Linked DNA regions of Mus musculus: region 1 is linked to region 2. Evidence: chromatin contacts called from ENCODE Hi-C or POLR2A ChIA-PET data. All regions are on one chromosome and are shown on one strand. The core of a region is the stretch at or near the end of the contact, and the rest is flanking DNA. Distances in the headings are between cores, read along the strand shown.

Region 1 (4,137 bases), core at 832-3,331, 300 kb after region 2:
CAATAAATCCCAGCACTGGCAAGGCTAATAGTCCAAGATCATGGGTTTGGGTCCAAGGTAGTGTGGACCATATGGAGAAAAAAAAACTGTTTCAAGAAAAGCAAGAGGAAAGGAAGAGAGAAGGAAAAGACCATATAAGGAAGCTGTCTTCAGCCAGGCAGTGGTGGCTCACGCCTTTAATCCCAGCACTCGGGAGGCAGAGGCAGGCAGATTTCTGAGTTCAAGGCCAGCCTGGTCTAGAGAGTGAGTTTCAGGACAGCCAGGGATACACAGAGAAACCATCTTGAAAAACAAAAATAAACAAAGCTGTCTTCAGCAACTTAAACCACTACCCTCTCACCAGATCTCCACTGTCTTTCCTTAAACCTGGCTCTCTCTAAGGAGTGCAGCTTCCCTCCTGCCTGGGTCATTTGGAAGGTCTTTCCGGACATTTATGCCTTTCTGCCATCCCTTTTCTGGACCGGCCTGGCTGGATCCTCTGCCAACTTTTCTCCTAGATGTTTGCTTTGATTTTTTTTTTTTTTTTTTTTTTTTGCCCCCTTCCTTGTTTGGTTGGTTTTTTTGTTTGTTTTTTTGAGACAGGGTGTGACACTGTAGCACAGGCTGTCTTGGAACTCTTTTTTTTTTTTTTTTTTTTTTTTTGAGACAGGGTTTCTCAGTATAGCCCTGGCTGTCCTGAAACTCCTCTGTAGACCAGGCTGAACTCCAAATCCGCCTGCCTCTGCCTCCCAAGTGCTGGGATTAAAGGTGTGTGCCACCACTGCCTGGCCTTGGAACTCATTATATTGCCAGGGCTAGCCTTAAACTGCCATTCTCCTACCCCGTCTTTCTGGAGTAGTAGGGTCACAGCCCTAACTACCACACACAGCCTTCTGGACTGCTGTCTCTTGGTGTTGGCAAGGTCCCCTTACTCTGTGCCTTCCAATTGCACAAGATTCCAGGATGGCCAGGCCCACTTTTAAGTGATTGGTTAGGAGTCCTGTCTCATGATCAGCGATCTATAGACTGTAAGGGCTGCTAACCAAATCTTCACCCTCTAGCTGAAGCCCAGCCCCCGGGGTCACCAAAAGAAGGCAAAGTTCTGAGATTAGGGACAGAAAGCCAGTTCCCTTCATGAAGGCACCGGAAGAACCCCTTCCAGGCTCCTCCCTCTTAGAGAACAGCCCAGAAAAGAGACAAACAACCTTTGCGCTTCCTCCTCTCGTGACCAATTCAACATACTTTATTTACCTCTTCTCCAGTGATAGTAAACGGATCCCGGCCATCTTTTGAAAAGCAACTTCAGGAACCTCCCTTTGCATCGCTTTTTTCTACAAGCCCTTTCCCTAGGATCAAGCAACCTAACCCGACTAGTGTGTGCTGTTTGACAAAGCACCTTTAAAACCGCTCTTCGAAAGCCCTGATCTGAAACCTGACAGCGCCTCTACCAAAGCCAACAACTTCTTGGATACCAAAGGAGCTATTTTACACGTCCCACTTGTGGGAGCTGGGGCTCCCCCAACCTTTGATGACTCCTCTAACAAAGTAAACAATGCTGTCAAAGGAGGCTAACACTGGGCGAGGCATGCAGAGTGCATGCCAGCCTCGTCTCGGAACTCTCGGCGCAGCCAGACCAGTCATCTTAGGCTTCCGCGCCAGGTCCGTCTCCCCGACTTCCCTCTCCCCAAAGCCCGTAGGACAGCTCCAGAGGCAAGCCCCGCTGCGCAGAATGCACGGTCTGCAGCACACCGTACGGGCAGCGGGGAGGAAGCTGTTGGTCGAGCATGCAGTGCCACGCGCCAGCCGTGATGGCGGGCAGGCCGGGCGCGGCTCACCTCCCGGCGTTGTGGAGAACAGCGTCCCCCCGGGCGTGGTGCAGTAGTCCTGAGGTAGCTGCGCGGCGTCGCTGATAGCCACGGTGCGCGTGGGGATGGCGCGGCTCTGGCTGGGCTGGTGGCTACCACCGGCCGACGCGGACATGGCTCCGACGCGGGCTCGAGGCTTTGTGCAGCAGCGGCGGCGGCGGCGGCGGCGGCGGCGGCGGGGCCGGGCGGCTCTGGCTCCTCACGCTCGGCTCTCAACTCGCCTGCTCTCGCCCGGTCGTCCCGCTGCGATACCGCTCCCGCTGCCGCCGCCGCCGCCGCCGCCCGGTCCTCCGGCCTCCGCCTGCAGCCTCAGCAGCAGCAGGAGCAGCAGCGGCAGCAGCGGCAACGATGACTACCGGAAGCGGTCGAAGGCGGGAGCAAGGGGTAGTAGAGGGAGGGACAATATGGAAGCCGGACGTGACGTTGGAGGGCGTGTCTGAGGCGAGTGGGCGGGTAGCTGGGGGCGTGACTGAGGCAGCCGAAGGCTAGAGGCAGAGGGTGAACCCGGAAATCCGGGAAAAAGGAAGTGTTGAAGGGTGGAGCCTTAGGGTGGGCGGGACTTTGAGGGGCGGGGCTGAGTTCAGAGGAACATAATAGACTCCCAGTGAAGCTGAGTGTAGGTGATTAAGGCACGCGGGAGGGGGGGGAAGCGGGGTGTGTGTGTGTGTGTGTGTGTGTGTGTGTGTGTGTGTGTGTGTGTGTGTGTGTGTGTGTGTGTGTGTGTGTGTGTGTGTGTGTGTGTGTGTGTGTGTGTGTGTGTGTGTGTGTGTGTGTGTGTGTGTGTGTGTGTGTGTGTGTAATTGTTTGTGGTGTGTAAGTGTGGACTAACAGTACTTTCTTAGGGCTTACTTCATATTCCCATCTATATCTAACCATTAAAAGTATAACTCGGGCTGGAGGGATGGCTCAGTGGTTAAGAGCACTGTCTTCTAGAGATCCTGAGTTCAAATCAGCAACCACATGGTGGCTCACAACTATCTGTAATGGGATCCGATGCCCTCTTCTGATGTGTCTGAAGACAGCTACAGCGTACTCATATACATAAAATAAATAAATAAATCTTTTTAAAAAATTATAACTCTGGGAGCCCACAAGATGGCTCAGCAGGTAAAGAAAGGCATTTGTCACCAAGCCTGCAGACCTGAGTTCCACCACCCAGAAGCCACAAGGTGAAAGGGGAGACCGACTCTCCCAAGTTATCCTCTGACTTCTCCACTAGTCCATGAGCACCCATCTGCCTGCCCATAAATAAATAAATGTAATCAAAGTTTTTGTTTGTTTGTTTGTTTGTTTGTTTCGTTGGTTGGTTTTTCGAGACAGGGTTTCTCTGTATATCCTGGCTGTCCTGGAGCTCACTTTGTAGACCAGGCTAGCCTCGAACTCAGAAATCCACCTGCTTCTGCCTCCTGAGTGCTGGGATTAAAGTCGTGCACCACCACACCCAGCTAATCAAAGTTATTTTAAGAAGTATAATTTTAATTGCTCATTATTAAAGGAAAGCAATGCGTACACGATGAACTAAGGGTTTAACCATCAATGACTCTGAGGAAGGGCTCAGTAGTTAAGAGCGCTTGTTGCTGTTGCAGAGCACCGAGAGGACCAGAGTTTAGTACCTAGCACACTTGTAGTGGCTCAGAAGCACCCATAACTCCAGTTCAGGGAATCTGACCTACCTTATCTTCTGATCTCTGCAACACCAGGCAGAGATGTAACATGATGTAACATGATGCATTTACATATATGTAGACAAAGCACTACAAGAAATAGCAGGATAAGCCGGGCATGGTGGCGCACGCCTTTAGTCCCAGCACTCGGGAGGCTGAGGCAGGTGGATTTCTGAGTTCGAGGCCAGCCTGGTCTACAGAGTGAGTTCCAGGACAGCCAGGGCTACACAGAGAAACCCTGTCTCAAAAAAAAAAAAAAAAATAGCAGGATGGTTAGGAGTGTAAGGTTCACCTAAGCTTCACAACTAGTTTGAGGCCAGCCAGGGATACAAGAGACTGTCTGAAAAACTAATGAAAAGAACAAGATGAGGAGACAGGTCCACTTGTAAGATTGCTTACTATGTAAGCATCAGGACTTGAGTTCAATTCCCATCATCCACATAAAAAAAAAAAATTTTTTTAAAGTCCAGACATTCCAGCACTTGGGAGGCAGAGGCAGGTGGATCTCTGCGTTTGAGGCCAGCCTGGTCTACTGAGTAAGTTCCAGAACAGGCAGGACTACACAAGAGAAACCTTGTCTTGAAAAGACAACAACAACAACAAAAACCCAAGGCCGTATATGAAGCATC
Region 2 (4,527 bases), core at 1,611-4,110:
AGGCCAGCCTGGTCTACAAAGTGAGTTCCAGAACAGCCAGGGTTACACAGAAAAACCCTGTCTTGAAAAACCAAAAAAAAAAAAAAAAAAAAGCAGAAAGAGAACCTTGAACTCAGATCATAATAAAAATGTACTATGAAAACCTAGGTTTGGTCTTTTTTAAGGAATCAATTCCTTATTGCAATAAGTTGAACAAAATCTCCATTCTACAGTACCAGGAAGTCATCAATGGATATGATGAGAGCAAGAGAAATAACTCAGAACAAAAAGCATTCCAAATATACTAAATGAATGCAAGTCCTAATCAGACTTAAAAGTTTATTAACCCTACTCCAAATAAATACAAAGTCCTTAAAGGAAGAAATACTCTACTTCTGTATGGGAACTCAGCATTTACATTCACGTCCAGATATATTAGAGGAAAGCCAACAACTTCTCATTGTAAGAACTGTTCTAACTGTTCTCCATTAACCACCCAATATGCCAACAGCAATTGTCTCTTGGTAATCTATTGTTGCAAGGAGGAGGTGAAGGGGGATGAAGAGATTAGATTCTTTTTATTTAGTTTCTAACAGTTTTAAACGTAATTCTCTTGTAATAAAAATTTGAAGTTAATAAGGCTATTACCTACTGAGAATTCATAAAATTTGGGACAAGAATCTATTTTCAGTAGACTTTTCATTAGGCTGTGAAGACTAAGCAAGTATTCCTGTCTTTCATCTGCACTATACAGACTTCAAGGTCAGCTCCAGCTTCCTAAGGTGTTCTCAGACATCCTGTAGTGATATGCTGTCTCCAAGAGCCCAGCATGATGGTGCACTGAGAAGGTTGAAGGATTGCTAGTTCAAGGCCATCCTAGGCTACACTAAGAGCTTCTGCCTCAAAAAGAAAACAAGCTCATTAATCCCAGCACTCAGGAGGCAGAGGCAAGCAACCCTCTTAGAATTCTAGGCCAGCCTGATCTACATAGCAAGTTACAGGCTAGCCTGGACTACATAATGAGCCCTCCATCTCCAAGAACCAACCAAAAGAACCCAAACAAACAAACAAAAAAATCCCAGCACTAGGAGGTAGAGGGAAATGACTAAAAGTTCAAGGCCAAGTGTACCTGCTAAGTTCCAGGCCACCCTGAGTTCCAGAGGCAGCCATTGTTTCAGAAACAAAACAAAAGCAATTGCTCTAGTGGTAGGAGAAGAAAGAGAGAAAAGCCGTGAGCAAGGGCTGTAGAAAGATCCTCAGGGAATTTCTAAGTTCTGCATCCACCGTATTCATCCATTTATTCACCCCGAGCATTCACGCCAGTTTCCAAAGCAAACAAAACAAAAAGAAAAAAGTGGCAGCGAATGCTGAGCTTTGAGCAAAAGCAAGGCATCGGAGGGGAAGCGGTCCCATGACTCAGAGCCTTCTGAGCGAGAGAGAAAGGATCCGACTCACCAGCTTGAGGAGGTCGGTTCCGGGCATCTTCCTCTGCAGCCGGCTCCCTCCCCGGGGCTGCCCTGCCTCTGCGTCTGCAAAGGGGAAACGCAGCTGTTTACTCGGCAGCCCGGCCGGCGCTGCCCCTCCGCGGGATCCCCCTGCCGGCTTTGGCAGCGCTCCAGCCGACCCCGGCACCCCGGAGCAGTGGAGCCCGCGGCGTGCACGCGGGGACACGCCCCTTCCCCGGGCCCACGGCAGCGCCGCCGCCTCTCGGCACAGCGGGACCCGGGACTCCTCCAGCCCGGCCTGCCTTTCCCCCGCGCCCCTGTAGCCTGGCGCCACTACTCAGCCCCGGCCACAGACTCGAGCCTGGGTCTCTCCGACGCCCCACAGCAGTCGGGAACCCACACCCCGCAGCTCGGCTCCCCATCAGCCCGGACCCAGCCCCCTCAGACCAGGCCCGGCTCCCCTCAGCCCGCCCCCTCTTAGCCTGACTCCCTTAAGCCCAGGACCCTCTCAGCCTGGGCCCTGCTCCCCTCAGCCTGGGCCCCGCTCCCCTCAGCCCCGACCCCGCAGCCCCGACCCTGCTCCCCTCAGTCTGGGGCCCGCACCCCTCAGTTTGCTCCTTCTCAGCCCGGCTCCCCCTCAGCCCAGGCGCTGCTCCCCTCAGTCTGGGCCCCGCTTCCCTCATCCCACCTCTCCCTGTGCCACGGACCTGCACCCCTCAGCTCAGCTTCCTCTCAGCCCACTCCCTTTCAGCCTGAGCCCTGCTTCCCTCAGCCCGGGCACCGCTTCCCTCAGCCCGGCTCTCCCTCAGCCCGGCTCCCTCTCAGCTCGGGCCCCGCTCCCCTCAGCCCAGGACCCTCTCAGCCTGAACCCTTGCTCCCCTCAGCCCGGTCCCTGCTCCCCCTCAGCCCGGGCCCCGCTCCCCTCAGCCCAGCTCTCCCTCAGCCCGGCTCCCTCTCAGCTCGGGCCCCGCTTTCCTCAGCCGCGCTCCCCTCAGCCCAGCTCTCCCTCAGCCCGGCTCCCTCTCAGCTCGGGCCCTGCTTTCCTCAGCCGCGCTCCCCTCAGCCCAGCTCTCCATGAACCACAGACCTGCCTCCCTCAGCGCAGCTCCCCACAGCCCGGTTCCCTCCGCGCAGCTCCCCACAACCCAATTCCCTCTCGGCTCCCCAACCACAGCTCGGCCTCCCTCCTCTCCCCTCAGCCCGGGCCCGGATCCCTCCAGCTCCTCTCGGCTCCCCACTGCTCCCGCCGGGTCCAGCCCGCCGCGGCAGCTCCACCTCCTCAGGCTGTGGACCCGGCTCCTTCTTTCCCCGCAGAGGCTCCGCTGGCCGCCGCCCACCTCACGCGCCTCGGTTCTGCGAGCGACTCACTCGCTGGCCACGGGACCCGGGTTCCCCCTTCCGCCGCCGCCGCAGAGATTGGAGGTGCGCCGCCCCCGGCCCCGCCCCTCCCGGAAATGGCCTTGGGGTACCCGCCCGCCTCCAGGAGCCCGGGCCGTGCGCGCCCTTGCCGCTGTCGGGCGCGCGCACGTCCGACGCCGCGCTGGGCTCGGCTCGCCCCGCAGCCCTCCGCCCGCCTACTGCTGGGTCCGGGCTGTGGTGTCGGGGGAACTCAGGCGAGAGTTTGTGGCCAGGGCTAAGTAATGGCGCCAGGGTTGAGAGGCTCGGCGCCAAGGTTCGGGGCGCCCAGAGCCGTGTGGGCGTGCGCGCCGCCTGCTGGCCGGGTAGGGACTGTGTCTAAGCCAGATAGGGTGTCTAGGGGTCTCACCTTTCGCCAGCAGCTGGCCCTGTGAGTTTACAACTTCTTCAGGCTACTCTTTGTGTTTGTCTTTTGTTGCTATTGTTGTTTGTTGTTGTTTTGTGATGCAGGCTTTTTATACTAAGTTGCCGAGACTGGCTTTGAGGTCTTTCTGTAGGGCAGTCAAAGGCTTTGATCTAGGTTTTCTCCCGCCTCATCACAGCCTTCCAAAAATCTAAGGTGACATCTCTCTTAACAATTCTTTGTTTTGATCCAAGTTCTGACTTAGGTCATGCTGGCCCCAAACTGGTCCTGTATCTTAGGATAACTTTGAACTCACAATCTTCCTGCCAGCCACTACACTCAACAGTTTAGGGGCTGGTTAGTGTTTGAGACAGGGTCTCACTCTGTCGTGTAAGCTATAAACTGGCCTTGAACTTGAATCAATCTTCCTGCTTTAGGCTCCCAAGTACTGAAATTATACCCATAAAAAGCTGGTTATGTGAAGTGATTGGGGAGGGAGGGCTCAGTGAGGCTGGGTCCCAGCACCCACTTAAGATGGCTCCCAAACACCACTCCCGGTCCATGGACTCTGACATTGTCTTCTGGCCTCTGAGGCCATAAACACACACACACACACACACACGCTTACACATAAATAAAAATAAATGCTTGAAATAATTAACTTGAACCTGGTGTGGTGGTTTGTTCCTGTAATTCCTGAGGCAATTTTGAAGCCAACCGGGGCTTCAAAATAAGACCCTATTCCCCACCCCAACCCTTGCATTCTGGACACAATTGGTCACTTCCAGCCAGTGTCTGCAGACAAGACTAATCTGAGCAACCACCTAACCTGGGTCTTTAAAGGAAGAGCTTTGAGATTTTACTGTTTTAGGGTTTCTATTGCTGTGATGAAACACCATGACCAAAGAAATATGGGGAAGAAAGGGTTTATTTGGCTTACACGTCCAGAGCACTGTTCATCAACAAAAGAAGTCAGGACAGGAGCTCAAACAGGGCAAAACCTGAAGGCAGGAGCTGATGCAGAGGCCATGAAGGAGTGCTGCTTACTGCCCTGCTCCTCATGGCTGGCTTGCTTATAGAACCCAGGACCACCAACCCAGGGATAGCACCACCCACAGTGGGCTGCGACCTCCCCCATCAATCCCTAATTAAGAAAATGCCCTACAGGTTTGCCTATAGCCTGAATCTCATAGAGGCATTTTCTTAATCAATATTCCCTCCTCTGAGATGACTTTAACTTGTGTTATGTTCACTGAGTGAGCAAGGGGTTGGCCCTTGGTCTCTTTTCTGTGTTGGAAACTTGATTTTCCCATCAAGGTTAAAGATGTCTGAATGAAAAAAGCA

The links. Hi-C counts contacts between places; a loop is a spot of excess contacts on that map. ChIA-PET counts read pairs that join two places held with the same protein, here RNA polymerase II (POLR2A).
Region 1: a map of v-Abl transformed pro-B cells shows a loop between it and region 2 (2.3-fold over the local background). The contact joins the promoter of Eif4ebp2 here to the promoter of Sgpl1 in region 2. A Hi-C loop is called at or near these places in 1 of 37 maps with a recorded cell type or tissue (v-Abl transformed pro-B cells). POLR2A ChIA-PET finds 5 or more read pairs at or near these places in 1 of 5 experiments (embryonic stem cell).

What each region holds. Positions count from the first base shown.
Region 1 is chr10:61,450,588-61,454,724 of GRCm38, forward strand. Eif4ebp2 (eukaryotic translation initiation factor 4E binding protein 2) reads right to left here and starts at 2,082. Exons shown (of 3, transcript NM_010124.2): 1 at 1,815-2,082. The coding sequence starts at 1,959.
Region 2 is chr10:61,144,824-61,149,350 of GRCm38, forward strand. Sgpl1 (sphingosine phosphate lyase 1) reads right to left here and starts at 2,861. Exons shown (of 15, transcript NM_009163.4): 1 at 2,700-2,861; 2 at 1,435-1,508. The coding sequence starts at 1,461.